Linked DNA regions of Homo sapiens: regions 2, 3, 4 and 5 are each linked to region 1. A link is a loop called in an ENCODE intact Hi-C map of the cell type or tissue named here. Cell type or tissue: endothelial cell of umbilical vein. All regions are shown on one strand. Links, peaks and the distances in the headings refer to the core of each region. The heading gives the core; the rest is flanking DNA. Region 1 holds the start of LINC02098 (long intergenic non-protein coding RNA 2098). Region 2 overlaps LOC124902787 (a long non-coding RNA gene). Region 3 overlaps ETS1 (ETS proto-oncogene 1, transcription factor). Region 4 holds the start of LOC124902787 (a long non-coding RNA gene). Region 5 has its middle 64 kb from the start of LINC02725.

What was found. A loop is a pair of places that touch in the nucleus more often than their neighbours do. Peaks named below come from ENCODE experiments on the same cell type or tissue, not always from the same donor. Only the 100,000 strongest peaks of a DNase experiment are listed, where the experiment ranks them.
Region 2: it touches region 1 in a loop (6-fold over the local background); 3 of 110 quality-filtered maps call a loop at or near these places.
Region 3: it touches region 1 in a loop (5-fold over the local background); 13 of 110 quality-filtered maps call a loop at or near these places.
Region 4: a loop joins it to region 1, with 5 times the contacts of the local background. A loop is called at or near these places in 3 of 110 quality-filtered maps.
Region 5: a loop joins it to region 1, with 11 times the contacts of the local background. A loop is called at or near these places in 2 of 110 quality-filtered maps.

What each region holds. Positions count from the first base shown.
Region 1 is chr11:128,206,233-128,211,051 of GRCh38, forward strand. It overlaps LINC02098 (long intergenic non-protein coding RNA 2098), which reads left to right and starts at 2,534. Exons shown (of 4, transcript NR_146647.1): 1 at 2,534-2,710. RefSeq lists an enhancer at 4,115-4,616. In endothelial cell of umbilical vein, for the core only: no CTCF peak of the experiment used is centred there; DNase peaks (open chromatin) are centred at 1,889 and 2,319; H3K27ac peaks cover 3,469 bases.
Region 2 is chr11:128,326,458-128,331,276 of GRCh38, forward strand. All of the region lies in intron 1 of LOC124902787 (a long non-coding RNA gene), which reads right to left. Among named protein-coding and RNA genes, the nearest start is that of LINC02098, 120 kb to the left of the region's middle. In endothelial cell of umbilical vein, for the core only: no CTCF peak of the experiment used is centred there; a DNase peak (open chromatin) is centred at 2,974; H3K27ac peaks cover 2,116 bases.
Region 3 is chr11:128,499,889-128,504,707 of GRCh38, forward strand. All of the region lies in intron 3 of ETS1 (ETS proto-oncogene 1, transcription factor), which reads right to left. Among named protein-coding and RNA genes, the nearest start is that of MIR6090, 20 kb to the right of the region's middle. RefSeq lists an enhancer at 3,666-3,960 and a silencer at 3,666-3,960. In endothelial cell of umbilical vein, for the core only: no CTCF peak of the experiment used is centred there; DNase peaks (open chromatin) are centred at 710, 2,253, 3,043 and 3,813; H3K27ac peaks cover 3,996 bases.
Region 4 is chr11:128,332,267-128,337,085 of GRCh38, forward strand. LOC124902787 (a long non-coding RNA gene) reads right to left here and starts at 2,015. Exons shown (of 2, transcript XR_007062946.1): 1 at 1,808-2,015. In endothelial cell of umbilical vein, for the core only: no CTCF peak of the experiment used is centred there; DNase peaks (open chromatin) are centred at 2,515 and 4,105; H3K27ac peaks cover 3,037 bases.
Region 5 is chr11:128,029,080-128,033,898 of GRCh38, forward strand. No RefSeq gene overlaps it. Among named protein-coding and RNA genes, the nearest start is that of LINC02725, 64 kb to the right of the region's middle. In endothelial cell of umbilical vein, for the core only: a CTCF peak has its summit at 2,649 (motif pointing right); a DNase peak (open chromatin) is centred at 2,662.

The sequences.
Region 1 (4,819 bases), core at 374-4,373:
GGCTTTCAGAAGACAGTGGTGACACCTAAAGTAATGACCTCTGCAAAAGAAGATAGAGTAAATTTTGAGATTGATCTTTTTGGTGGACTAGGGGAGAAGGAAGGGCAGAAAGGATTATAGGGTAGTTCTCATTAAGCAACAGAATAACATTCAAGCAAAACAAGTCTTTACACTTAGAACCAATTTAAATTATCCAGTTCTTCACCCACACACATTAAGCTAGCTGATCTCAGGACTGAAAATAAAACAAAACTTTGTGTAACTCATAATATGTAATCCATAAAGCTCCCAGGAAACAGATTCTAGTGTCTTAAGGCATACTTCTCCAATACAATCATTCTGACACCATCACATTTATGAAATCAAACTCAGAGGAATGGGGGTGCTAGGGTTTAGATATGGTTTGCTTGGCCCCACCAGGTCTCATGTTGAAATCTGATCCCCAGTGTTGGAGGTAGGGCCTAATTGGAGGTGTTTGTTCTTGGGGATGAATCAGTCATGAATGGATTGATCCTATCCTTGCAGTAATGAGTGAGTTCTCACTCTTATTTCCTGAAAGAGTTTGCTCAAGAGCTGGTTGTTAAGAAGATCCTGGCACATTCTCCCCCTTTTGATTTTTCTCTTGCCATATAATCTGAACATGCCAGCTCCTCTTGCCCTTCTGCCATGAGTGGAAGCAGCCTGAGTCCCTCACAAGAAGCAGATGCTGGCACCATGCTTCTTGTGCAACCTGCAGAACTATGAGCTAAATAAACCTCTTTTCCTTTTGAATTAACAAGCCTGAGATATTCCTTTATAGAAACACAAATAAACAAATACAGGAGGTACAAACATAAAGGGGTAGCATGAAGGAGTTATTCTGTGGTGATAGAAGAATTCTGTATTTTGAATGTGATAATGATTATATGAATCTGTATATCGGACAAATTGCATAGAACTACATACATACACACATGCATGAATACATGTAAAAGTACTGAAAACTAAATAAGATCTATAGTCCAGTTAACAGCAATGTACCAATGTCAATTTCCTTGTTTGATGTTGTACTACCATTATAATATGATGTCATGCTTGGGGGAAGCTGGGTGAATGGTGCAGGGGTTCCTAGGTACTCTTTTGCACAACACTCTGAGTCTATAATTACTTTGAAAGTTTTTTTTTAAGCTAAGGAAAAGTTTCTTTCATTCAATAATCAACATCAACATTAACTTTCAACTGTTGACCTACATTACCACAGGGGTGAGCAGCTTGGGAGAAGAGGGCTCCTCAGTCTTGGTGCCAACGTGTTGTTTCTTGGCACCCCCACTGTTAATCTTGAGCAGACCTCCAGACCTACTCCAAATAAGCACACCAGTTGTGTAAAGCCAAGTATCCTGTTCAAGATCTTTTCTAGTCTTCATCCTTCCCTAGTTAGATCGCTACTTGAAACACTTTGGAAGCCACCATTAGATTGAGGGCTACTACTGGTAGTTCAGGGACCCAGATGGAAGAAGACACAGAGGTCAGCTGGAGAATTATAAGGTCTTCTTAATCTTATCCAATGTTTTTCAAGGATGGCAAATCAAATTCTGTCACTAACTTGGTTGTATTTATGTGACAAACGTTTAGTCAGTGCCTTCCCTGAAAGTCCTGAAACTTGTGAAAATGATTCCTGGTTGCCCAGTGCCTACAGGATAAATTCCACATCACTGAGTCGCTCACATAAACTCTTTCACAATATTTGCCCAACCTGCCTCTCTAGACCTATTTTTTTTCTTACTCCTTTCACCATCATTCTTCTTCAGGTTACCCTTACCCCAGAGGATATGATGCATTCTATATTCATCCACGTACATTTACTTGCAGTTTCACAAATATTGCACCACCCATTGTTCCTGCTAATCACTAAGTTTGGAATGTTCCCTCTGCCATTCCTGGAATATCCCTTGTCCCAACACACACATACATACACACACACACACACACATTCAAGCACAGAAAACACACACAAATCTTTTAGGGCCCAGTTCAAAAGTGGTTGCTTTGACATATTCCCTAACTAACCCCTGTGGTTTAGAATGGCCACTTCTTTCAGCTCCTCGCATTAGGAGGTGGAGACAGTTTTCCCCATTCTTGATTCTGGAATGGCCCAGTTAATTGTTCTCACCAGTTGAATGCAGTAGAGGTGGCACTGTGTGACTGTCCAGTCTCACTCAAGAGGCCTTGCAGTTTTTGTTCTCACTCTCTTGGAAAGCTGCTGCCCCCATATTAAAAACCTGGGTCAATATGCTGGAAAAGCCACATGGAAGAGAGCCAAGACACTCAGCTGCAAATTCGATGTTACTGCCAAGTATGTGAAGGAAACTTTCTTGGATCCTCTGGCTGCAGCCAAAACACCATGAGTAATCCCAAGAGATGCCAACAGAAGAGCTGTGTGGCTGAGCCCAGATCCCAGAGCAAAATCATGAACAATACCTTTTGTTTGAAGGTTCTTTTTTGGAATGATTTGTTACACCGTACTAGACAATTGATACAGCCTCGCCCCAACTCCAACCTCAAAAAACTAGTCATTCGGAATTCTGAAAGACCACAGCACTCTATGTCTACTTCTATTATAGATTCATATTTGACCATAATTATTTATTTCAACATTTCTCTGCACTACCAGACTTTGAGTTCCCTGGAACTAAAAATATTGCTTGGACCTCACGCTGTACCTGAATACCTGGTAAGCACTAAAGTAGTAATTGGCAAAGCAATGAAAAGCTAAAGAACTGGCCTTACTCAGGTTGATCCTGTCTGAGTGTGTTCGTCAAACCACAGGCAGAAGGAACTTTCACTTCATACACTGGAAAGAATAGTGAACCTCATGCCTCAGTGGTGTGGCTCACCTGAGGTTAAGTTTAGCAGCAGTAGTAGACTGGAACTTTTTAGAATGCTAAGATTCAACAGCCTCAGATGAACAGTATTTTACTAGCTCTGCCAATCTAAAAGCCTAGGGAACTCTTTGCTTGCAAATAAAAGAATATAATTCCAAGCAAAATCCTGTAAGACTTGGCTTTGAGTCAAAATTATAAAAATAAAAACATTTGATTTTTACAATTCCTCTCTAGAGTTTTGTCCAGCATTATCCAGATGAAGTTGAATTATTCAATATACCCTATAGTTATTTACATATAACTGGTGACATGGCTGAAAAAAGGAGGATCTTATCAATTGTCTTCAGATAATAATTTCTCCAGTTTAGAACCATATTTTGCCTATATGTTAGCTGGACGAGTCCAACTATTGAATCATTAAGTAATCCATTTCTAAGCATGGATATTAAGTTACTTTTTTACATTTAGTTAAGGTTGCATTATTGCATTTAGTACTATTTTCATCTTATGTGTTACTGTTAATATTATGTTATCTTTAATCACTAGATGAAGTTGGAAGGCAAAAAATGAGTAAGGGGCTTGGAAGAAGAAATTTTCAATTCTTGTTTTGCTTTGTCAGTGACTTGCTCCTTGTCCCTTTTCGTCTTAAATATTTGTCCCTAGTTTCATTACTGGCAATGCCTTTTAATGAAAAAAGAAATGTTTTAATTAACCACAATAGTATTTGTTTATGTTAACTTAAAAATTACAGCATTTGCAAATTTTTAACTATAACCAAAATCAACAGCTAGCCTAATTTTAAAAAAGACTTTAGAATGCCTTGATATCTATTGGAACATTACATATTTGTGATCCATTTTACTTTCTACTGTTGAACAGCAGATCCTTCTGGTTCAAGAAAGGCTACGACTCCTTATTAAGTTGCTGTAGTATTGGCAAAATACAAACCAAACTCTATATTAGTGACCCTGTATTTATTTGTAAGAAAATTTAATCCATATGATTTTGAGTCATTGTCACTTACAGTAATACAAGCAAATCATGCTGCGTAAGTGCTACTTGATTTCCAAGATGCCTTTTGAACCACCTTTTGAGGTGGTCTTTTTTATTTAGGACAAGAAGGTTTATTTTTACTGGTTGAAAAAAGGCTCAAGTTTGAGTAAAAATATGGGCATTCATCAAAACAGAGGATGAAAAACAGACTTCTTCAGACAAGTAACAGCGTAAGTGTTGAGGAGTGTTCTAGACAGATAGACTGACTCAGCTGTGACATGTACACTTTCTGGGCAAAGATTAACCCTCCTGCCAGCATAAGCCGACAGTAATAAGCAAGTCAACTTTTCTTTTCCACATTGTCCAATGTAGACAACTGGTGACTGAATTAAAAATGCAAATCAAATTATTGTAAAGTGAATGTGTGTTGATTTTGTAACATTTATTTAGGTGGGAGAGCCAGGGTTTGAATCAGTCTTGTGTTGTCTGTTGAACTGGGTGCTGAATGGAATCCACCTAAACTGGCTCGTCCTCAAACTTCATACCAGAGCAATGAATCACCTTCAAAGCTAACTCAGGGAGCATATTGGCTCCAAAGACCATTAACCCTGGGAACTCCCCAACTGAAAGGTGGGACTGGAGAGATTTAGAACTGCTGGCTTGGAGTTGTGAGTCATGGTTGAATGCCAACAACCTGGCATAAATCACAGAAGCACTTGAATTTCACATTCATTACTTACAACAGTGTGGAAATTGCTCAACATTTATGGCAGACATGCATTCCACAGATATAAAAATAAAACTTTATTAGAAAACTTGATATTAAATTTAGACACTGAGAATTAAATTCCAGGAGAGCCAATCTTTATCAAATCATAAATAAGAAATAGAGTGGTTCCATTGTTTAACTTTTCTTTTTCATAATCTATATGGCTAAAAATCTTAATCAAAAGACATGACATTTA
Region 2 (4,819 bases), core at 565-4,564, 120 kb after region 1:
TAATTATCTGTGGAATTTGTTGTTAATAAAATGCAGATTCTGATTCAATCTGTCTGGAGTGGACCCTGGGATTTCACATTTTTTTGTATCAATTTTGCAGATAATGGGATGCTAGTGATCTACAGAGCACAGTTGGAGTAGCAAGGTCTTAAGGAAGAAATCAAATTCTACAATATTATGTTCAATTAGTATTCTTTCACTCAACATAAATTTATTGCATATCAGCTATGGAGTCTGGTTATATGAAGCCTTAATCATCCCTTCCCTTACAAAAGCAATTAGAAAACAAATTTAATTTTTTTTACAAAAGAGTTCTGAACTCCATATTGGCTTGACTCATGGTAGTGTTGTGTTGGATGATATAAATTTGTATTGACATAAATGTATTTGGCAGAGGTTGTTCTGAAACTCAACGCAACTCACAGACACTCTCATGCGAGCAGAGACCATCCCTCTGGAGCAGAGAGCACAATGTGCCTTCTGCCTCCCTCCCCAACTCATCACCTTCCCTCTCAACGTCCTTCTGCCCGGCTGCCCCTCAGGCAGGCGGCCCCAGAGGCCGTGGGCATGCTGCTGTCCCTCCCCACAGTGATACTCATCACCAAAATGAAACCTGACACCAGAATTGTCATCTTACTGAGAAGATGATAAAACTCATTTAACCTTTCCACTCAATAGGCTGATAATTCCCTCTGTCCTGATGAACGTTGGTGAGGTTCACTGAAGAGACTCAAGTTACCAAGGGCATGCTAATGCAAGGGTTATTCTTTCCTTTTCACATTAGGAGTTCACTTCTACCCAATCATTTTCAAACTTCACAGAAATGGAATTTCCATACTCAGATATGAAGAAAGCACCTTGATTTCCTCCACCTTCACATCATGAAGAACATCGAAGCTGGGATGAACGATGAAAGGAGGTAATATTCTAGGCATAGACAAAGCCCTTTCTCCACTGCCTTCAGGCTGTCAGGGAAGTAATTGATGTGTCTCCCAGAGCACAATCGCTTCACACTTTCAACACCTTTTTGTCCTGCTGCGAATTAAACCTGTCACTTTGTCTAATTCTCCATTGGTAAGAAGCATTCACTGCCAGAGACTTGTCAATGGGGGTGTGATTACTTGCACTGATAGCAACTGTAATATTTAATATTCCCCAAATGAGGGACAACCCTGAGAAGACAGAAAAAAAAAAGGCACATTTTGTAGAAGGAGTAGTTGTTCTTCATTGTGTAACTTCAAGGGAATTACTGTCTACACTGTCGGAACTAACTCGATTCAAATCCAAATTTTTTAATAGGAAGAGCTAGCCAGAGATTTGAGAGACAATTTGAGTAAAATGACTCTAGGTGTGTAGTTGTTCATTCAAGATGCTTATGCACACTTTCCATGGGAAGGCACTATTACAGACCCTTTCCATTGTTTAAGGGGAAAATATTTTGAAAAGGGGGAGGATCAGCTAACAGGAGATATAGGGAATATGATATACATAAAGGAGAATATGATGAGGCTGTGGGTGAGGAGGGTTGGACTCTAAATCGAGTTCTACCCTCAGCAGGCTGTGAGAATTTGAGCTCACCCAGTTCCCAATTGCTCCATTTGTTTAATGAGGAGAACTGAATTCTTGGTAAAGCTAATGTTTCACGACTTCGTTTGATTAAAACCTTCCCATCTTCTAAGGAAATTGTATCTCTCCCAATTCTTCATTTTGCAAGTGATTTCTGGTCTGGTACTAAACCACTCAACATAAGAAGACCTGGGGTAATCAGCCGGGCGTGGTGGCACATGCCTGTCATCCCAGCTACTCGGGAGGCTGAGGCAGGAGAATTGCTTGAACCCGGGAAGTGGAGGTTGCAGTGAGCCGAGATCGTGCCACTGCACTCCAGCCTGGGCAGCAAAGAGAGACTCCATCTCAAAAACAAACAAAAAAAGAAGCCCAGGAGAACATGATACGAACTTCACAGTCAATTACTCATCCTACACTACCTAAAAGGCAAGTCTACATATCTCAGTGGGTGTCTACAAAGGGCACACTCTATCTGCTTTAAGAAAATAAAAACAAGATGACCAAGGGTGAAATAAAATTACATTCTCCTATTAATCTTACTATGAATCAGTTTGGATACTTGGGACAGAGCAGCTTGATACAGGCACCCTGATTTAACTCTGTGCCAGTTTTGGTTTCTGAGTTTAACAGGACAGTTGTGGAAAGAATATAGACATAGCAGAGTAGAGTTAAATGTAGATTTAAATGACATGATGCATATAAATGTTTAACTCACAGCCTGGAGCATAGGAGATACTCAAACTTTATTCCCTTTCCATATATAAAGAGATTAGGCCCATAACATGAAACTGAGAGATAAACATTCTCCCTACAGAATGGAAAGGAAGAAAAGAGCATTGATGAAGCAGCTCGATGAACTCTTGTAAGACCTTTCTCCAAGTGAGTTATCATTCCAAGGTTCCTGTTGTTACTTTCTGAAGGGCTTTGTGCTTATGAAGCAGATAGGGACAGAAGGGCGGGCCGGACCCCATGGTCATCTGGCAGCCTTGCTTGTGTTGGGTCAGCGTGCCAGCATTCATGCCCCTGGGGGTGTGAGCACCCTTTCTGGAATCTTGAAAGGAAATGCAACCTCCCCAAACCCCACTACTCTCTCAAGGAGTCATGGGTGATGAAGATGTTTCCTGCCATTCTCTGCAGGACAGAGAGTTGCTTAACCCTCGTTTCATTATCAGTGGAGGAGCCAGCCATTGGACCCCCACCCCTCAGAGTGAGCCAGCAGCCAGAACTAGCCCTTTGGCATCCCCCGTCTTGATTGCAAGCAAGCAAACCTGTCACCTTCCTGTTTTATCTACTCATGGTGTTTGTTTCCTTTGACGTGGATTCTTACACTTAGGGTGGGAGGGATTTCTCGAAAAACATTTGTTGTATGCCACTGATCCTGGCCCCACAACGCCCCTTTCTCTTTCCTTTTCAAGGCTCCAGGAATTGCTAAATGGCATATCCTGAACACCCAGCACTCTGGGGCTAAAAATACCAGAGGGTGTGTTTATCTAGATTGGGGCTTCCTCTCCAGGGGCTTTACAGACGTTATCTCATTTATCCTTGAAAACACTCTGCGAGGCAGCATGTAGTCAAATAACTTTACCCCAGAAAGGTACGGAAGGCTTGAAGAGGAAAGGTCATCGGTGGAGGTTCTATTCTGAGGCCCAGTAGACAGGCTCAGGTCTTTAATTTCTCAGCTTAAAATTCCATTCACTCTGCATTTCCCCCTTAGAACTGTGGGAATCCTTAAAAAGCAAATACAAACCCACGACTCCTGGCACATAGAAAAAGGCCAGGTTGAAATACCCCCCAGGTTACCTCCTCTCGGTGTCTTCATTACATCTTTACAAATCCGAGATCCCATGGCCTTTGGTCATCTCTTCTAATTGCTCCACATACACAGGCTCCCTCGAGACCTCATTTGCCACCATGGTTTAAACTCTCACCTATCTAAACTGATGGTAGACACTTTCCATATCTCTCACACCCTCTCCATAGTTGATATAAAATAATTACCTACTAGAAGTTGTACATGAATTTGTTACATACACAGCATTTCCCCCTCATTTTGCACATCCTCGATATTCCCTGGCCCATACCCAAAGACCTGAGACTCCTGGCACATTCCATCCCCTCTCTGACTGCCACATGCAAACAGTTACTGAGTTAGCTATCTTCCAGGTGCACCCCCAGATGCACTTTCCCTCCCTCCAAAATGCATGCCTAAGGAGCCTGACTTACAGGCTCCTTCTTTGCCCTCTGGCTACTCCCTGGGGTTGGTCTTTGGTGAGCACTGGCAGGAGAATGGGAGGAGGCAGGAGAGGGATGATGCTGTATGTATTGTCCCATTCTTCTCCCTGTGGGGTTGCCATGGACTGGCTGCATCCTGGATACAAGGTCAGGTCTCATCAGGCATCCTTTTCCACACAGCTGCTTTCCTGGTGGCCATCGGGCCTGGAGGTGGCAAAAGCTGCTGCCTCCTGATGGCATCAATTCCAGGGCACCGCTCAACCCCTGGTGCATGTTTTAAACTCCACCCACACATGCTGTAAATAGCCCTTATATGAAAGTTATTACAACATCCAGCTAGAGTGGGGTCTCCTCTCTTTCTGGATGCTACCCAAACTAAAGTCACCAATTTCTATATTTTACCATTCAATTCAGATGACATTTTACATGTATGTATACATATTTACTTGTTGAATTAGAAAAGCCAAGATGGCATTATATTTTAAGCCAATACATCAGACTTCGATATATGTGTTACTTCCAAACCTCTCTCCCTGTAGTCTCCTCACCATTGTTCAGATTGTCAAAGTGTCATTTCCAAATACCTGTGAAATTACATTAATCTTGCATAAGTTCATCAGAGGTCCCAGTATCTTTCAGCATATGATTCACTTTTACTTATGTCTGTCTTTCTAGAGTAAGTCTTTTATCTCTACTTCCAGGACATCCTCAAATGTTTTTCAAACATTTATCAAATAGACAAACACTGAATGGAACTTTAGGTCTTAAATAAGTGTAGCTATTTCCTTTTACAATATTATTTTCTTTTAAACTGCAATTTCTTGTCCTACTGAATAAGTCCTCCTTACGTGGCTACAGGAATGCAAACACCTGGGTATAATGTGATGACTTTCTAACTTTGCAGAACTGTTATCAATGAGGGCTTAGACTGTGATGTAAAAGTAAGGGCTCTAAACTAGATTCCCTGGATTCCTGATTTCTCTGCTAGTCCCGCAACCTCGGGCAACTTACTCAACATTCT
Region 3 (4,819 bases), core at 482-4,481, 290 kb after region 1:
ATGAAAAATCTGGGCAAACAAATGGAGTAGAGCCCGTTTATTTAGGCTGGAAGAGGTAAAGTTTTTCTGCACTTTTGAACTGTTTTCTCAAGGCCTGCCTCTCCCTCCCACGCAGGAAACAAACACAGAGACAGGCCTCTTCCAGTGAGGGCTTCAGTTGTTCAAAGTTAGCCCGGGAAGGGCAGAAGGAAGAAAGGCTTAGAGAAAGGAAGGAGGAACGGGGGCTAGGAAGGTGGTGCAGTGGCCATGGGGGTAGCCGCCAAGGGAGAAGGCTGGAGCTGGGATCAGACAGAGGAGGAGAGCTGGCCAAGAAGGGAGGAGAGAGGGAAGAAAGCAGGAAGCAGAGAAAGGGAATATTGGAAAATTGTAAACCAGAACAAAGAAACAGAATGCAGAGTGGCAATGGCCTGGGAAGAGGCAACAACCGACTCCCAATTAATGATGTTCAGAAAGCAACATTTTTTCATCAATTTTGAAAGGAAATTCTCTCTCAACTTTCTTATTTATTTATACATTATATAAATACATTTTTAAACCAAAAAAGGACCGTTTTTCCAATGGGAAAAAGTCTTGTTTGAGATGAAAGCCAGTCTTCAAAAACTTCTTAGAGGAAGCTGAAACCCCACATGTCTCGGTGCTACAGAAAGAAAAACAAAGTGGACATTCTTCCTGCGTTCTAAGGCTTTTTTATGCAGATGTGTTTTTCTTTTAATAAATAAATCTGGACTGAGAAGGAAAAAGCATACTCATACACATTCACACAGTGCAACTGTCTGTTTTCAACCCAGGGAAACCACAATGAAAAATAAGAATACGCAAGTCCATTTTCCCAGTACATCAGACAAGGATTCTCAATATTGGCAGCCACAGGCACTGAAGCAACACAGTATGCGTGCACACCCTGCTCCAGCTTCCAGATCCACAGAGGAGTACTTGATGATGAGTGGTCATGAGGGGCAGGGCAGGACCTGAAGAACGACCACCATACTTCCCCAGAAGTCTTCTCACTTAAGACATTTGGTTGCCCCATCCTTTTTGAGCTACACAATTTCACTTATAAGCCAAAATGATTATTTAAAAATGATTAGACACAACGAGTTTAAATCTGCCTTCTTATGAATTCTATCAATAGGCCCTTGCTTTGCTTGTTGAGAGATCAGCAGCACAAAGCAAATTTGTCCTTATCTGGCAGCTTTTCCCCTGCTTTCTTCCTCCTATCATCACTTCCGTCCAGGTTTCCAAACTCCGTGGTTCCTTCAACCATTCATGTTGGCATGGTTTTTGGCCACTCCCCTCGCTCCACCTAGAAGCATTCCTCTAAGCCTATGTTCCTGAAGAGCATCACAAGCATTCATAGGTGAACATCGTGCTTCTCAGAAGTTAAATGGGAACAATGAGATGATCATCTTACTCCATAAGCTTTGACTGGTGCAGACTAAGACAACACTGATCTAACAGCCTAACTACAAAAGCCACTCAAAGGACATTGCCAGGACCTCTCCATAGAAAGTGATACTGAACCAGTTCTGTACCTATTGACTGAATTTTATTAACTTCACAACAGGGCTTCACATTTATCCATATTAACTTCACTTTGTTTCGATCCATGTTTCTAAGAACTTTTTTATACCTTGAATCTGTGCTCATCCTATTAGCCATCATTCTCAGCTTTGCACCATCTGCAATGCACTAAGTGTGCTTTCTGTGTCTTTCTCTATTCTAAGCCCCTAATAAAAATGTTGAAAAGGCAACCAGCAAGTACTGATCCCCATAACATAACATCAGAGACCATGCATTACTCTGACACTGACACATTAATCAAGACCCGTTGGGTATAGTTGCTCAACCAGTTACAAATCCTCCTGACTTTACTATCATTAGATCCACATATCTTTGTCTTGACCACAAATATATCATGGAAAGACTCAGACAAAAGCATTACTGGAATCAAAATATGAGGTTACAATATTCAGTTGGTCTCCCACTTGTGGAGCCAGTTCTCCCCTCGAGTTTCTAAGCATCTGGCAAGTGAAAGGTGGCTGATAGTACAAATGGTTGAGCTGGAATTCAGACCCCTGTACAGTGAAATAAAGAAAGACAGAGAAAGGGGGTGGGGTGGAGAGAGAGAGAGAGAGAGAAAGAGAGCTGCAGCCACAGCATTGCTTTGCTTCTAGAAACAATGGGCAGTTAGAGAACAATGGCTACAGACAAAGTCTTGGTCTATTTATATCTGCCACTGTTAGTCCCAGACAGGAGGAACTGGAAGTCTGCCCTGTATGCACAGCTCCAACTGGACCCAAGTTGGGAGGAAGATGAGGTCACCAAGAAGGCTGCCTGCTTAGAAATGGGCTTCTTTTTTCTTCGTATAGTTGCTTCTTAGCCTAGAGGTTCTCTTAAGCTTGCTTGCCTTCTGCTAAAATACAGCCACTGCTGAGAAGGGAGAGATGAGAAAAGTAACTGCTGCTCTGCCCAGCCCAAAGCAATTAAGGCCTCTCTGTACAGAGGTTGCAGGAAGGTGGGAACGCCAAGGAAAAAATAACCAATCGATGGAGGTCAACTCTATGGTTTCTGAAACAACAGTCTTATTAGGTCTGTTAATTATACATGTTTAGGAGCACTATAAAGGAGCTTTTCCCTGGGAAAGTTCCCTCCTCATTTCTTTGGAGACAAATAAAGAGGCCAAGAGCTGAAATTCACAGATATGTATGCATTACATCTCAGGGACAATCTCTTCTTCCCTTTATTTCAGCCCCTTTTTGATGGTATCTCTATTTTCTGGAATTTCATCTTTTGCTCTAACATGGCTTTGGAGAGATACTCAATTTTAATCCTTCCCAAACTGTGTTACTTGTATCCTTAATCCTCCTACAGCCTTACTAAAAAGAGCCACCAGTAGATTAGCCTGTGACAGACACCAAACTGAACATGAGGAGAGCCTGGGCTGGGGAGGAAGGAACAGGGAGGGAGGCACAGGCCGTGAGCCCCTGCAGGCATCTCCTCCTGCATGCCTTCATTGTGAGTTTCCACCGACAGCCCTTAGCATTAATGCGCAACCAACAGTAAGCAACTGCACCCTCTGGATCCAGTCCAACCTTATAGCCTTAAGAATCCCACGTGCAAAGCTGGAATCTCCCAGAGGCAAGAAATTCAGGGCTCAACAAAGAGATCCCCTGAGCAGTAACTTCAGATTTCCACTCATGCCTCAAGTTCCTGTCACTAACTTCCCACCTTGTTCCTGGAAAACCAACATGTAAGGAGATATACAAATCTAAATAAGATTTTTTTTCTCTTTTTCCTTTAAATAGCTTAAAATATTTTACAGACAACATCCCAGATAATGTCAACCCATTGGGAGGGAACTAGTAGCAAACAGTTAAATGTTTTATAACTTAAAATTTTAAGCACAGAGCAGGCACATGCTGGATACTGCTAGGGCCAACGAACCCTAGGAGCCAAGAAATGGTTAAAAGGGATGCATCACGTTCCTTCCCCAGCCCCACATGCTCTTCATCAACTTCATAAGTGTGTCAAGATGCTCAGGGTCCAGACCATCTGGAGGGTGCGCTCATAAACTTGAACTACCAGGACAACAGATAATGTGCACAAGCCCATAACAAGCAAACATACTAGTACATCTTTCATGCTATGCAAATGGTGGAGACTGAAATTCAGATGAAACATTGGACCACCTAAAATAGACCAAACTGTGAAGATCTAAGTGAGTGATCTATAGGTCACCTGACCTGGTACGGTACTTCATTCAAACACTGCTTCCTTGACTCCTCCCCTATCCCCTGCTCCCAACAGACTAATTATTCCCTTCTCTAAGGGCCCTGCTGAATCATCCCAGTGTAATTCACAAGAGCCACATGGGAACCACATGGTAGGAGTCAGGAGAAGGCAGAGAGACACACATTCTTACCCTAAAGCAAGGCTGACATCAGAGAAGATGCAGAAATCCCCACCCTGAGCATGTTGGTAAGCACATGAGATGGCCGTCCCTCTGCCTATCACAGGCTCCAAAAAATACCAGCACGCCAGCTAAACACACCAAAAACCGATGGTGCCGCCCCAACATGGCACATCTAATGGAATTCAGGCCCCACACAGTGCAGTAAATCTAAATATATGTCCCTAATGAGGAGTCAGAAATCCTGAGACTTCGGGGATTTAGGCAATAATTGTGGGGACCCAGCTCAAGTTTCCTGCACTAAAAAGGAGGGGCCTAGAGAGATAAGCTTTGAAGGGAGCATGCTTATGCTCCCTAAACCATTACGCTCACTGCTAAACCTATCATACGAGCCTACTCCAAGGTTTGTGTAGACCTACCTAATCTATAATTTTGGCCTCTATATCTCTTTGGCTTTGGCCTTTTTTATGGCCTGGAGCAATAACTATCAGCCCGAGTCCTCTCCTGGTGTGTTCACACATTTCCCTGCCTCTGTCCCTCTATCCCGCCCTCACTATAGCTATAGGATGCATAAAGCCTTATCCAGGACCAAAAAGCAGAAAAGAGGAATTTACAGAATTTGCTATAAAACTTTAACAACTCCTTGGAGGGATGTTCTCTTTCCTTGCAACCAGACATAGTTATAAAATGGATGAAAAGTGGAGAGAAGGAGGAGCCAAGCTCTGCCACTGGTCAGGGGTCTTACACTATTCCTGGAATACAGAATTAGAAGACGCTTTCGATGTCATCTAGTTCAAACCTTTTCTTTTACTGGTGGGTAAAATGAAGCTCAAGGTGACATCAACTTGCCTTAAGTCACTGGTTACTAATTCTAGAACTCTGGCTCCCTCTCAGGATTTTTTTTTCCTC
Region 4 (4,819 bases), core at 422-4,421, 130 kb after region 1:
TAGAACTGGAATATGATAAACCTCTTTAGTTATAAATTGTTGTCCAGATTTTTATGAAAGTTTCCAAAAATAAAATTGCTGGGCTGAAAATACAAATATTTTAAGACTTTTGATAAACTGTAATAGAAAAAATTGCTTGCTTAGAAAGTATAAGCATGAATTTCATTACTGGGTATATACCCAGAGGAATACAAATTATTCTACCATAAAGACACATGTATGTGAATGTCCATTGCAGCCCTATTCACAATAGAAAAGACAAGGAATCAATGTGAATGCCCATCAGTGACAGACTGGATAAAGAAAAGGTGATGCACATACACCATGGAATACTATGCAGCCATAAGAATAAGATCATGTCTTTTGGAGGGACATGGATGGAGCTGGAGGCCATTGGCATTAGCAAGCTAACGCAGGAACAGATAAACAAATACAGTGTGTTCCCATTTATAAGTGGGAGCTAAATGATGAGAACTAATGGATACAAAGTAGGGAACAACAGACATTGGCGGCTACTTGAGAGTGGAGGGTGGGAGAAGGAAGAGGAGAAGAAAAATAACTATTGGGTACTAGGCTTAGTATCTAGGTAACAAATTAGTCTGTACAACCAATCCCCGTGAGATGAGTTTACCTATATAACAAACCTGCACATGTTCCCCAAACCTAAAATAAAAGTTACCAAAAAAAAAAGTATATGCCTGTTTATAGTTTCACCAGCAGCATATCAAGGTTAAAGATAGAGTTAGGGTGCCCTTAGTAAGATCTAAATTTACATATTGGTTAATCTTTTCTCACTGAAAGTCAAAGCCTATGTCTTTTAAATATATGTTTTAAATAATAAATATTAAAATAAATATAACGTGGCTTGCTTAACCTCCATTTGAGTTTCCTATGTTTTATTTCACTAAATGGGACTTCGAATGAGACCGCACTTTATCATATGTGCCATGGGATACAGAAGGAACAGCGCCTCCCATCAGAGACATCCATGGCATGGTGAGCCCTACAGTCTTAGAGGGCACCCTGAACATGCATCCGTGGTTAAACAGCCCTGGAGGACCATGCTCAGACCCCTGCAATACACATGCACCCCAGATCCCAGCTTCCAGCTGGCTCCTTACAGAGACTGCATATAAAACAGAGGCACTTAGAGAGCATTCGTTCTCCTGCTCACTCACTCAATACCTACTAAGGGCCAATTCCATGGGAGAAACTATGCTCAGCACCAAGGAAACCATATCAGTAGGAGAGGCTCAGGGCCTGCCTTTGTAAAGCTTACATTTTAGAGAAAGAAATGACTGTTATGTAATTGATTACCTAATTAGATTTTTAATCATGTTTATGATGAAGCACTCTAAAACAGAATAATAATTGATACAAGGAACATTCAATCTGGGGAGTTCATAATTTCTGCAAAAGGTATATTTTATGTCACAAATATCTTTGTACATGGAAATCACCCTGTAACTTAGAAACACCTGGTATGCTTTAACATGAAGAAATGGAGCACATGCCAGCTCCTCTAACTCAGTCTGTGTGTCAGGGTAAAATATATATTTCCAGTGCTGGGCAAAGATGGAAAAGAAAAATAAGTTGACCTAAAATCTTTCTGTTTCTGTAAGTTTAGCGTCTCATAGATCCTCAGTGACCAACCCCATGTGGTGAGGAAAAATGAAGCCTAAAGAATTTCAGTCGTCTATCTTTTGCATAGCTAATCGTAGAAAGAACTAGGAACTGTCCCACAAAAAAAAAAACAAAATAATAATCTAGGTCCTTCAGGCAGCTTTGCAAATAGCCACTTACTCACCTGCTTAACCAGCAAGTAATAATTCATGCTGGACAAGTGACGAAGAATCCCACTTTGGTTTATTGCCTTTCCCATAGCTCTTCAAATGTTTGATCTCATTTGCAAGGTTATATTCTGAATACAAAAATGCATCTCTCCCCACGGCCAGTGAAGGGCGGCATACTAATCTTCCATTCCCATCCACACACCAAGTGAATCTGGGGAGACTAAACCAAAGTTCAGCTCTGGGGCATTGTTTGTTTCCCTGCAGATCCTCTTTCCCTTCCTTTGGTGCCTATTTGCTTACCAGGGTGAACACAAGGCAGAAAATGCAGCCCTGAGCCCACTGTCACCACCGGTGAGGAATGGTGTCCTCTGAACACTCAACTAGCTTCCACCAGCTTCCGGTAAGTGAAGCAAAACAGAGACCTTTGACATGTAGAGACCAGGGAGAGGTTCTTGAAGGAACAATGGGACATACTGTGGACTGTTTACAGACCCTGCTACCCTCTGTTGTGGCTACTGAGTCACCGGCAATTTGTATAGTTTGATTCACAACCCCCAGGCCCCCCTGGACCGCCAGCGCCAGTATCTGCTTCTGCTCCATTATTGTCACTGATGGACTCATCCTGGCCTTCCCCACCCCCCACACCCACTGCCGCCATCATCATTTCCCCTATTGTTTGCCGAGCCTGGCCCTGACCCCTGGGTATTTATAAAGGCCACTTCCCACTGCATCATTGTGTGCTCTGTGGCCCTCAGCTCCCCACATTTCCTGACAACGTGGGGGTGGCGGGGAAGGGCTTGTTAACAACCCGAGTCCAGCTCCCAACTTCCTCCATGTCCTGTTTACTGCACTCTGCAAGCATCTCCCTGGCCACTCCTCAAGCAGAGTCCGCAGGCTCTGACTTATCCCAATGTGGGCTGCAGTGAGGGAAATCCTATTTCAGCCTCGCAGTTTGCCTGCAGTAAAACAAGCCAAAGAGCAAAGGGCTTCTTGTGTAATGGAATGGGACTCAAAAGGTGTTTCTGTCTCTGGATTAAACCACTGGTGTTTTGAGTCCAAGCTGGAGATGTCGGACTTGGAGAGTTACACATGCAGCCTCTTTCCCTGTGTTTCTCAGTGTATGGAATTGCTGACAATTGCAGTCTCCACATTACCTCTTGGGTTCTCTGGAGCTTGGAGCCTGAAGGTATACACTGCCAGGGCTATCATACATTTAGACAAAAGTCCTGCCCTGTGGGCAAACGTGAGGGAAGGTAGACAGAAATACGGCATTTCTGTATTTTCTAGAATGTATTTTCTTTTTTCCTCCACCTTTTCCTTGCTTTCCATTAGAAGCGTCATCCGCTTTTGTGGAATGATGCATTACATTATACACATTGGTAAATGGAACGAAGAGTTGCTTTGTGCATCTGTGACTATAATCTTTCAACATTTGTTTTTTGTTTGTTTTCTGACTTAAGTTGATAAGGAGCTCCTTTCATTTTTCCAAACCAAGATGAAAGAAACAGGCTCACTCAGAGAGTTTAAAAACTCACTTAAGGTCATGAGCCAGTTGCAAAGCCCCTTCCCTATCTAAAAGCACTAGGGCTTATAGCTTTGGTCATTTGCTGTTTCTTCCCTTGGTGCTTTGCTGTGCCCGATCTGCCCATCCGTCCTTTCACCATTCATGTACTCTTCTGGGAGCGTGATGGGATTCCTGGGGTTACATCCACCAAAAGCACAAACTCTGTTTAGAAGGATTCATGGCTGAGCCCTTGAGACTCCCAGCTGTCAGAGAAGAACTTTCAAGGCTCAATCCACTGGGATGAGCTTCTCGTCAAATCAGGCGCTAGCCCAGGCCGGCTGTTGTGATGCGTGGTCTCTCCCACTGTGCAGCCTCTCAGCAACTGAGATTTCGGCTGCCCCATGTTGTTTATTATTGCAGTCAGAGCTCTGCCTAGGGTGGGAAACGAGCAAAAGGTGACTGGAGCCCCCATCGTACCCTCCAAGACTACTTTCATCCCTGGATTGTTTGGTTGGGCAAAACCACGATCTTTTCTCAGCATCCGGGTACCAATAGCCAGACACTCTTCTCCATACATTCATTTGGCCACTCTCTCTGTCCCTGATCATCCACACTTCCTTGGGCACACAGCTGAATATGGATGAGTGTTTGGCCTGAGCTGCCTCATCCTCCCGGTCCAATAGCCTCCACCCCTGCCCTCTCTCTCAGCACGCTTCCTGTTTCATTCCCAGTCCAGCGGCTGTGCCAGACTGTGAAGCTCCCAGCAGGCAGCAGGCCAGTCTCAGGACCATGACAGGGTGAGTAATGCACAGGCCAGCCAGCAGGTCAGAGGGCAGCCGCTCCTGGAATTGCATCTCCTTAGATGAGGAGGCCGGTAACTGTGATCACCCAGTGGAATTAGTTCCCAGAGCTGATGGGCAAGATAAAGCACATTAGCAAAATGTGTCCTCTCTGACTTTATACCACAGGGGGCAGGGCCTTGCCTGGAGGATCTGGACTCACCATTGACTCTCCCCCAAGCTCCCGCCACTACATGATCATCTTATCAGCACCATCGTAGTCATGTAACTCTAGAATGTCAGAGCTAGAAGGGGCCAGACAAACCCCTTTTATAAATGAGGAGACAGTGCCCTAAAGGGCTCAAGCAGCTTCCTGAAACTTGCACCCCACTGTCCTGTCCATCTCAGTGACCCCTTCACTACATTTTGCCACCATGACTGTGAGAGACCTCCCCAGGGTAAAAAGAGCAGGTTGGGAGTATGAGCTACAGAGGTGAGGATGTCCCTATTTCTCAGATTAGCTTCAAAAAGGGAAATGCCAGGAAGGAGCTCCCCACCCCACAGACATATCCTTACTTGCAGGCAGGGGGAGAGATGGTACACTGCAATCGCCAGCCCTAGAGACCAGCTTCTTCTCCATCCATCACTCTAACCTACTCCATGTAAAGCTAAAGTCATACAGCCACAGAGAAAAATACTAAGAATAGTAAAGAAACATGCCAAAAAAGACAGCAGCATCACCA
Region 5 (4,819 bases), core at 378-4,377, 180 kb before region 1:
TTTATCAATGCTTGTTAGACTTGGCCCTTGGAAAAGTATAGAACCTCCCAGTAGTTGGGAAGAAGTCCTTGCCATCTGCTCCCTTACATAGTTCTTTTACATTTTTTTCCTGTCAGCCAAAAGTTCCTTGACTTTAGCTCTCCAAGAAGGACTTAACCCTGTACCCAAAAGCCACTGTAGGAATTACCACTCTATTTGCCCATCTGGCAGCCCCTGAACCAAATCTGTTGACAGCTGGGACTATTGACTCATTATTTTGTAACTTTTATCACTGACCAATGGACACATGATCCTGCCATGTTGATAAAGGGAATGGGACAGGAGATTTCTCTAGGGGGGGGGCCACAGGGGGACACTCCTGGTTTGTCCCTGTGGCAGCATCCTGATGTTTAGAAGAATTATAGAAAGTTAATTTAGGAGGACTGACATGCCATTTTAATGCAGGCAAACTAATCTGTAAAAAGTCACCCACCCACATGTTAAGTACCTGAACTCCTGGCTGGATCTGGGTCTGGAGTTACACAAGACCACGTGGCCACAAAGAAGGAGCCCAAAGCCAAGTGGCATGAAGCCAAGGGAGAGTGAAAGGGCATCTGGGGGAAGGATGGAAGCAACTGAGCTGTCCCATTAACAATGCTATCCACGGGGCCTGGAAAGAGAAGTAAAAAAATTAGAAGTACAAGGTGCAGGATGGAAATCTCCAAACAGGTCTTGGAACAAAGGGGAGGAGGCAAGTCCTGGAAGGAGACCCTGAGCTGCTTAAGGGAACCTCAGGGGCCTTCTATAGAGAGGCTGCACCTCGCCTGAGGAGGGTGGCAGCAGCAGTTCAAGGTCACTGAGCTGGCGGAGACATGATGGGCCCAACAGAAAGGGAGATGGCCTGAGGAGAGGGGTGATTTGCTCAGAGCCTTCTTTGCAATGCATTCCTCCTGGTTTTTATTTCAGCATGAAAGCTTCCAGGGAAGCTGGGATGAAAACGTGCAATGGGTTTGCTACACACAGCTATTTGTATCTGTTCTGAGCATCAGGGAGTGGATAAAGAAGAAAGAATGAATACAAAGGGGTACCAAGGAAGAAATGGGGCCAGGGTCAAGCTATAATTTTCTGGCCTGAGTAGAATATCTGTGGCCTGGGGGTTCCAGAAAATGATTCACAAAACTAACACACTTTGACCATGCAGGTTATTGTCAACTCTTATTTAAGGCAAAATGTGGTTTCTTTTCCTCTAATGGTTTCTATCTCTTGAATTTTTATTCTCTTTCAAATCTAGTTGATATTCTTGAGAGAAATATTCTTGATATAAAACTATTTAAAGCAGTTATAGAAGGAAAAGGTTGGGGAAAGGTTGTCCTTCCGAATTGGGACAGCCTCTTACAACCTGGGCCCTCTGCAGGACACAGTGGTGGAGCTGCGAGCTTCACCAGGTGCTGACTTGGTCCTCGCCCAGTGCTATGACTTGTCGGCTCGGTTTCAGTTAGGAATGCTCCCAATGAATGTTTCAAAGACCCTGACTACAGTGGCTTAAGCAAATGGAAAAAAACGCCTTTCTTCTATAATGTGCACTCCCAGGTGAATGGGTGGATGTTCACAGGCTCAACTACATCAGCACCCAAGTCTTTCAAGTCTCTCTGTTTTGTTTTCCCCATTTTATGCTTTGAGCCACATGCCCTTACTCCAGGAGAAAGAGGGCAAGAGAAAAGGGCAGCTCCTAATATCCGGATATTAAAGGCTTTCTTAGAACCCCACAGCAGGCATCTGCTTACATCTCACTGGCCAGACTATGCCACATGCCTGAAGAGGGCAGAGGAACTGCGTGTGACTTGAGCCACTCAATGAAGTCAGCCTCAGAGCACAATAAATACCTGGGGAGAGTCAGGAAGAGAAAGAGCAAAAAAGGGAATCAGGAGAGGGAGGAGAAGAGGAGGAAAGGAAGAGAGAGAGAGAGAGGAAGGAAGGAAGGAAGGAAGGAAGGAAGGAAGGCAGGCAGGAAGGCAGGCAGGCAGGCAGGCAGGCAGGCAGGCAGGAAGGGAAGGAGGGAGGGAAGGAGGGAGGGAGGGAGGGGGAGGAGAAGAAGGAGGAGGAGGAGGAGAAGGAAGGAAGGAATGAGTTCAGTGTTTGAGGGCAGGAAGCATCCAGCACGGGAGAAAGGGAGGGAGGAGAAAGAAAGGTGGTGTCGGGGCAGGAAAGAAGGGAAGGGAAGGAGTCTGGGCTTTAATTAAAAAGAAATGAATTGAAGTTTCAGACCTATTGTTAACTAACCGTGGGGACTTGAGAAAGTTAAAGTCTTTGAGCCACATTCTTTTTCATTTATAAAGTGGAGATACTTATATTTAATCCACAGGTATTTTATGCAGATTAAATATTTAGAGTATGTAAACAAACGTTGTAAACTGTCCTGTAGGGCTAAGCATTTTAACAAAAACATTGATCCAATATGAAAGCGTGATTGGTGACAGTCACTTGGCACTTCAGGTTAATTTCCAGGAGAAATTTCAGTGTGGTTTGGGCTTGAAAAACCTCTGCCCCAAGATGTGACATACAAGTGAAATATACACTATACCCCTCTATGATAATTTCAGGTATTGATTTTACACAGGCAGAACTGAATTGCAGACATCTTAATGAGGATCATGGTGCAGAAGGGGCACTAGATGGCAGCAAAGTTCTATGTTGGGATTTCCCAGGGGTGCTAATCAAAGTATAGCAACTAAGTACTTTATAAAATAGGAGGACGGACGTGGTGGCTCACGCCTGTATTCCCAGCACTTTGAGAGGCCGAGGCGGGCAGATTTCGAGGTCAGGAGTTCAAGACAAGCCTGGCCAACATAGTGAAACGCCGTCTCTCCTAAAAATACAAAAATTAGCTGGGCATGGCAGCATGCGCCTGTAGTTCCAGCTATTTGGGAGGCTGAGGCAGGAGAATCGCTTGAACCCGAGAGGTGGAGGTTGCAGTGAGCTGAGATCGCACCACTGCACTCCAGCCTGGGCAACAGAGCAAGACTCCGTCTCTAAAATAAGTAAATAAAAATAAAATAAAATAGGTATGCCGCATCTATGTTATGCTTATTTCTCTTTGCAGACATCTCACACTCTTGTGTTTGTCTTCTCTGGAGGTGAAAGTCAGCCATCTCAGTAGAAACTTATATTTGAGGCTTAATTAGGGAAAATTAGGAGCTTAGGCATAAAACCTTAGCCAGTTACTGATACGTGGCAGTTTCATTACCTGGAAAATGGGAATCATAACAGTATTAATATCTATGTCTTGGAGACTTGTGACATTTAAATAAAATCATGTCTGTAAAGAACTTTGCGCAGTTTTGGGGGTAAAGCAGACAGGATGTTGGTAATTTCTGCTCACCTTTCTCTTCTTTGGGTCCTTTTGTTAAGAGAACACTGATGAGGCTTCTCTTCTAGGGACCTGGGTGTTGCGCATGGGTGAGGAAGAGACACTGGATGGCTCAGTGTGATTATGGCCTAGAGAAAGTGTGGAGGAGGATCATGAGCTGGAAAGTGCTGGAAGATGAGAGGTCTAGGGCCCCAAGGTGAGAGGCCAGCACCTAAGGACAGACCGAGAGAGAGAACCATCCCCATTCACTCAGATGGCTGGGAAAATTGAAGAACAAGGGTATCTTATAATTAATTTTCAGTTGTTTATTGTACTATTATATCACACTCTTCCTATCTCTGAAACTTAAACAGAGGTGTCTTGCACACCCACCAGCATCGCTAGTGCTTTTCATCCCACACTGCATGGGGCACAGAGAGGTGACGGCCATACGCATCAACGAGGGAGAGTTAATAGTAGAGGCAGGCAGTAGAGCAGATGGACTTTTCCAGGGGTCTGCAGAAATTCCAGGACTTAATATGGGGCTCATATAATCTTTACCTAATATGTTGTGGTGCATTTAAAATACATTAAACAGGCCAGGCATGGTGGCTCACACCTGTAATCCCAGCACTTCGGGAGGCCAAGGTGGTTGGATCTCTTGGGGCCAGGAGTTCGAGACCAGCCTGGCCAACATGGTGAAACCCCATCTCTACTGAAAATACAAATATTAGCCAGGCGTGGTGGCTCACACCTGTAATCCCAGCACTTTGGGAGGCCAAGGTGGTTGGATCTCTTGGGGCCAGGAGTTCGAGACCAGCCTGGCCAACATGGTGAAACCCCATCTCTACTGAAAATACAAAAATTAGCCAGGTGTGGTGGCTCATACCTGTAATCCCAGCTACTCGAGAGGCTGAGGCAAGAGAATCACTTGAACCCAGGAGGCGGAGGTTGCAGTGAGCTGAGATCACGCCATTGCCCTCCAGCCTGGGCAACAGAGATAGGCTCTGTCTCAAAAAAATAATAAAAAAAATAAAAATAAGTAAACATATTTGGAAATGATTTCAAGCTTACTGAAAATTGAAGAATAAGATTAGTGCAGCTGTAATCCCAGCACTTTGGGACGCCAAGGCAGGCAGATCACCTGAGGTCAGGGCGGGGCTAGCCTGGCCAACATGGCAAAACCCTGTCTCTACTAAAAATACGAAAATTAGCCAGGCGAGGTGGAGCATGCCTGTAATTCCAGCTACTCAGGAGGCTGAGGCAGGAGAATCACTTTAACCCAGGAGGCGGAGGTTGCAGTGAGCCGAGATCACACCACTGCACTCAAGCCTAGGCGACAGAGTAAGACTGTGTCTCAAATAAATAAATAAATAAATAAATAAAATAGTGCAGAAAGACTTATATACCTTTTGCTCAGACTCCTGTCTTGTTAGAGTTGACCCATTTTGCTGTCATCTGCTCTATATGACTAAACACTTTCCATAGGTTTTT